Regions from separate parts of the Homo sapiens genome. Here region 1 is linked to region 2. The links are chromatin loops, found by intact Hi-C in ENCODE. Cell type or tissue: CD14-positive monocyte. All regions are shown on one strand. Each heading gives the region's core, and the rest is flanking DNA. Links, peaks and the distances in the headings are about the cores only.

The links. Hi-C counts contacts between places; a loop is a spot of excess contacts. Peaks named below come from ENCODE experiments on the same cell type or tissue, not always from the same donor. Only the 100,000 strongest peaks of a DNase experiment are listed, where the experiment ranks them.
Region 1: it touches region 2 in a loop (2.2-fold over the local background); 9 of 110 quality-filtered maps call a loop at or near these places.

What each region holds. Positions count from the first base shown.
Region 1 is chr1:65,153,591-65,156,511 of GRCh38, reverse strand. All of the region lies in intron 1 of AK4 (adenylate kinase 4), which reads right to left. It also overlaps the pseudogene RPS29P7. Among named protein-coding and RNA genes, the nearest start is that of AK4, 6.8 kb to the right of the region's middle. RefSeq lists an enhancer at 2,487-2,921. In CD14-positive monocyte, for the core only: no CTCF peak of the experiment used is centred there; no DNase peak of the experiment used is centred there.
Region 2 is chr1:65,081,634-65,084,554 of GRCh38, reverse strand. No RefSeq gene overlaps it. Among named protein-coding and RNA genes, the nearest start is that of MIR101-1, 25 kb to the right of the region's middle. In CD14-positive monocyte, for the core only: no CTCF peak of the experiment used is centred there; DNase peaks (open chromatin) are centred at 294 and 1,134; H3K4me3 peaks cover 436 bases; H3K27ac peaks cover 696 bases.

The DNA.
Region 1 (2,921 bases), core at 124-2,623, 72 kb before region 2:
AATAAACTATGATATATCTGTACAATAAAAAATAATGCAGATATCTTTTTAAAAGAATAAAGTAAACTGATACATGCTGATGGAAACCACTATCTAAGCTTTACTGCTAAGTTTTTCTTAAGTGCAATACAAAGAACAAATGTGTACATTAAAAAAAAGAGGCACTGCTATACACACATAAATGCTATAGATATATGACAAAATCTTTGGATACACATCCAAAAAAAGTTAAAAGCAGATACCCCTGTGGAGAGAAACTGGGGAACCAAGAGTCAGGGATAGGCATGAAACTTTCCACTCTATTCCTAGTGTATTATTTGAAAATTTTACTATCTGCATGTACCTTTTTACCTTTTCAAAAGTAAAAATGGAATAACAAATTATATTTGAATATTGGAATTATACATGAGTACTTAACTCACATTAAAAAACAGTATTTAACAAAATTGGAAAATACTAGATGACACATTGTTAAAGCAATTTTCAAAACAGTAATACTATAATACAATGCAATAATAATGTAACTCAAAATCTATGTGTGTGTGTGTGGAAGGTGGCTCATGCCTGTAATCCCAGCACTTTGGGAAGCCAAGGCGGGCAGATCACTTGAGGTCAGGAGTTCGAGACCAGCCTGGCCAATACGGTGAAACCGTCTCTACTAAAAATACAAAAAATTAAGCCAGGCATGGTGGCAAGTGCCTATAATCCCAGCTACTTGGGAGGCTGAGGCAGGAGAATCACTTGAACCCGGGAGGTGGAGGTTGCAGCGAGCCAAGAGCCGAGAACACGCCACTGCACTCTAGCCTAGGCGACAGAGCAAGGCTAGACTCCATCTAAAGCAAAACTCCATCTAAAAAAAAAAAAAAAGTATTAGCAGTGACTTTTCCTTCCAGTTGGTAAATTACAAGTGATTGTTTTCATCTTTATAAACTTTTGCTAACTTATACATATTATTTCTATAATCAGAAAATCAGTTTATATGTATGCTACATATATCCATACCTAAATAAAATATTTTTCATTTTTTTATTTACTTTCTGAGACAGAGTCTTGCTCTGCCGTCCAGGATGGAGTACAGTGGCGCAATCTCAGCTCACTGCAACCTCTGCCTCCTGGATTCAAGCGATTGTCCTGCCTCAGCCTCTTAAGTAGCTGGGACTATAGGCACACGCCACCAAGCCCAGCTAATTTTTGTATTTTTAGTAGAGCCAGAATTTTGCCATGTTGGCCAGGCTGGTCTCGAACTCCTGGCCTAAATGAAACATTTATTAAGCCAAAAAGTACACAAATAAAGTAGCACCTATAAACTACCAAGAACTTGAGTGAATATTTGTAAGCTACGTTTAAAACGCTCCCTATGTCGGCCGGGTGTGGTGGCTCACACCTGTAATCCCAGCACTTTGGGAGGCCGAGGCAGGTGGATCACCTAGGTCAGGAGTTCGAGACCAGCCTGGCCAACATGGTGAAACCCCGTCTCTATTAAAAATACAAAAATTAGCTGGGCATGGTGGTGGGCGCCTGTAATCCCAGCTACTTGGGAAGCTGAGTCAGGAGAATTGCTTGAACCTGGGAGGCAGAGGTTGCAGTGAGCCAAAATAGCGCCACTGCACTCCAGCCTGGATGACAAGAGCAAGACTACGTCTTAAAAAAAAAAAAAAATTCTCCCTATGATTTAAGTTCTATTTTGGCCAGTAGTTTCATTCCTAGAAACCTATCCCAGAGAAAGTATATCTGTCCAGTGATTTGTACACAATGACATTTGTAAGAGCGTTCTTTGTTTGAATGTTTATTTTATGTACAAAGAACTATCGTGGTTTTGTATTGGGTAGATGCCTTGGATAATCCTTTGAAGGAGGATCATTTAGTCCAACTTAATAAAACTGATATCGTTCGCGTACTGACGGAAACACTGGCAGCACGTATTGAGGCCACATTTCTGGATCAGACAGTGCCGGTTTGAACAGACGCGACAAGAGCGAGAACCCTGGCTGAATTTTCAGCAGTGGCTCCAGTACAGCTGCTGGTGACCCATCTTGCTGTCAGGAGTGCAACAAGATAAAAGGAAGGAGCTAGCCCATGCATGTGCTCTTCCAAGGGCATTCTTAATCAGCAAAGTATGCAAATAACCCAAATGTTCCACAAAAGATTGGTTAGACACATTCTAGTTCATTCAACCCTATAGCACATTCACCCAGGCAGGCGCTCAGGGCAAAACCCTAGGATTCATTGTAGACTTCTTTCTCTCCATCACCTCTCACAACCAATTCATTATATCCAGTCAGCTCTGCCTTCATATATATCCCAAATCCCTTTATTTCTCTCCTCCTTTGCCACCAACAAGTTCAAACCACAGGCCACTCTCCTCATCCATACTGGTCTCCCTCTTGCTCACCTGAGTCACCTCTCCACACAGCAGGCAAAAGATCAACTTTTAGAAAGTAAATCTTTTCATGTCATTGTCCTATGGAAAACCCTTCCTTGGCTTTCCAGTGCCCTTGGAATAAAATCCAATCCTTACCAGGATCCCCCAGGCTCTACCTGATCTGGCACCTGCTCGTCTCTCTGACCTGACCTACTTCCACATCCCTTCTACTTGCTAGGCTCCAAACATACTGCCACTTCTTTCTGTTCCTCAGACACGCTATGCTAATTCCCACCTTAGGGCCTTTGCACTTGCTGTTCCTTCTTCCTGGAACAACCTGTTCCTAATCATCACAAGCTCATTGTTTACGGTATGAATGAGGACATTCACCTCCTGGAGAGGCCTTCCCTAATCACACAACCTAAGACAGTCACCTTTAATTTATTTGCTTAAATTACCCTTAAGGAATTAAGGGTAACTTTTACTTGCTGCTTTCATTTCTTCTACCGTTTTATATTTTCTAAATTTTGTACAAGGCATGACTTTGATCAGAAAAAAC
Region 2 (2,921 bases), core at 196-2,695:
TGGCAACATCCTATCTCTACGAAATATACAAAAATTAGCTGGGTGTGATGGTGCGTGCCTGTAGTCCTAAATACTTGGGAGGCTGAGGTGCGAGGATCACCCAGGGAGCCATAATTGCCCCACTGCACTCCAGTCTGGGTGACAGAGGCCCTGTCTCAAAGAAAAAAAAGAAAGAAAGAAAAAAAAGAAATGTGGGGCCTGGATATTATGAGATTACTGAACCAACCAGGAAAAACCTGAGCAGCTGGCTGGGTAAGACTTGGGAGGGGAGTCAGTTGGTGCCATCCCTCCCCTGGCTGTGGTTTAGCACTTCCTATTAGTGACCGTCCTCTCTACTTTAAATATTCATGAAAATGATTCTGGGAACTGTGGCTGGCTGGATTTCCTTTCTTTTTCCTTTTCTCCTTTCCTTTCTTCTTTCTTTCTTTTTTTTTTTTTTTTTTTTTTTTTTTTTTGACATGAGGTCTTGTTCTGTCATCCAGGCTGGAGTACAGTGTGATCATGGCTCACCGCAGCCTTGACCACCCAGGCTAAAGCAATCTACCCACCTCAGCCTTCCAAGTAGCTGGGGACACAGGTGTGTATCACCACGTCTGGCTAATTTTAAAAATTATTTGTAGAGGTCTCGCTATGTTGCAAAGACTGGTCTTGAACTCCTGGGCTCAAGCAATCCTTCTGCCTCGGCCTCCCAAAGTGCTGGGATTACAGGCTTGAGCCACTACATCTGGCCCTGGCTGGGTTTCAACAGTAGCAATACACAGAATCCTCCAATTGGCTGATTCTCTTATTGTCAACCAAGTTTTCAGACCCTGGGGACTCTCAGCGTAATACAGCTCTCTGTCTTTTGTCCACCTAAGACTTTCTGTTCATGCTTCCTCAGAGAAGAGGTGGGCAGATGTTTTTGGAAGTGGCAGTTAGAGTCAATCACCTCATATCTGAATTTGTGTTATGAGGGAGGTTCATTATCTTGGGACTTGTGGCAACCACAGAGGTGCATCACTCAGATCTTCCTTTAAGAAAGAAGTTGCTGCTCAGCTGCAAGCAGTGCAGTTAGCCGATAGCCTCCATTTGTTAGCTATTGAGCTGAGGTCATGCTCTTCTTGGGCATCCCCCAGCCAATGACTAAGCATGGTAGGGATACTAGGGCCTGGCCGTTTTTGCCTAATGTGGGGCTTTTCTAATGAGTAATCTTTGTTCCAGAACTTTCCAGAGGGTCATCAAGACATTCTCAGATCCACATCATGGTCTGAGACTTTTCCTACACAATCCTGCTTCTTCCCCACTTTTATCTTTTATAGGCATAATTATCCCCAACAACCTCTTGCAATCCTAACTCCAGCTCAGTGGATCCTAGTGACAGAATTTTGCACCTGCATGCGTGTGTGTGTGTGTGTGTGTGAGAGAGAGAGTGTTTGGTAAAGACTCATGAATATGATTAACACCTAAGCCATCCACGCAGCACTAAAGGACCTACTAATTTAGCTAACATGTACAAAAACCTACTCTTACAGGAACTTTGTTCCTATTCTCAAAAAAGCCAAGTCTAATGAAGGAGACAGAGAAGAAAATGGATCAGCCAAATATATCGTGATATCTTAGTGTATACATGCATGCTTCTAATTCTTTAAGTAAATGGAAACCTCTATGAGTTCTCAATGTTCTCATCCTACTGTTTTCTTTAGCGGGTTGAAAATTCCTCCTGCAATCTTGTTCATTATTTTGCTTTGCAAAGTATTTTGCTACTCACACAACAAAGTTACGCTCGAATGCACATCCAGTTGGGAAATTCTAACAAATTCTGAATCGGAATTGAACAAATTCTAAATTGAAATAATGAGTCCCTGAATAACAGAGTTGATTATATTGTCCTCAGTATTTCAGTTTCTGGTGCTTTTGTTATTTTTGGCCCTGAAATGACTGATGATCAGCAGATCTGATAATGACAGTGATGACTGAAGTCCAGAAATAATAAGGCATAAGCCATAGTTACATTAAAGCCAATAATAATAATAAGCCTCATACCTTAAATCCTTAGTTCACTAATTGTACCTGTAACCTAAGAAACCACAGCAAGCAACTGTTGAGAGGAAATCCAAGAACACAACAGAGGAGCCAATATTCTGTAGCATCACAGTTGGATTTTCTCTGTTCTAAGAAACTCTAAAAGGATTTGTTGCCACCTTTCGGGAGTTCACTGCAAGGTAGAAGTTGAGGCATATGTTAATTTTTTGAATCACTTATAAAAGGGCATGAATGGTATCTTTGACATAGAAGTACCCAAATCTACCAGGCTTTCAGCATCTTTTCCTTTAATATATATTTTGTAATGGACCATCAATGACAATGAAAAAGGAAGGAAACATTTATTGAACACCTACCATGTGCCAGGTACTATGTTCTGTACTTTATCATTTAATCTTTTGTAATTATTATCTGCATTTTGGGGAAAAAAAGAAATAAAATTGATAGGTAATGTGGCCCAATTCTTTTTTTTTTTTTTTTTGAGACGGAGTCTCGCTCTGTTGCCCAGGCTGGAGTGCAGTGGCCGGATCTCCGCTCACTGCAAGCTCCGCCTCCTGGGTTCACGCCATTCTCCCGCCTCAGCCTCCCGAGTGGCTGGGACTACAGGCGCCCGCCACCACGCCCGGCTAATTTTTTGTATTTTCAGTAGAGACGGGGTTTCACCGTGTTAGCCAGGATGGTGTCGATCTCCTGACCTCGTGATCCGCCCGCCTCGGCCTCCCAAAGTGCTGGGATTACAGGCGTGAGCCACTGCGCCCAGCCGATGTGCCCCAATTCTTTTTAATAGTGCAAGGATAGAAAATAAAATCCAAGTGGTTTTGACTTGCAACATTTTGTTGCACACACAGATACTTTTAGAAAATTTGACATATAGTACTTTGAAAAAAACTACACCAAAA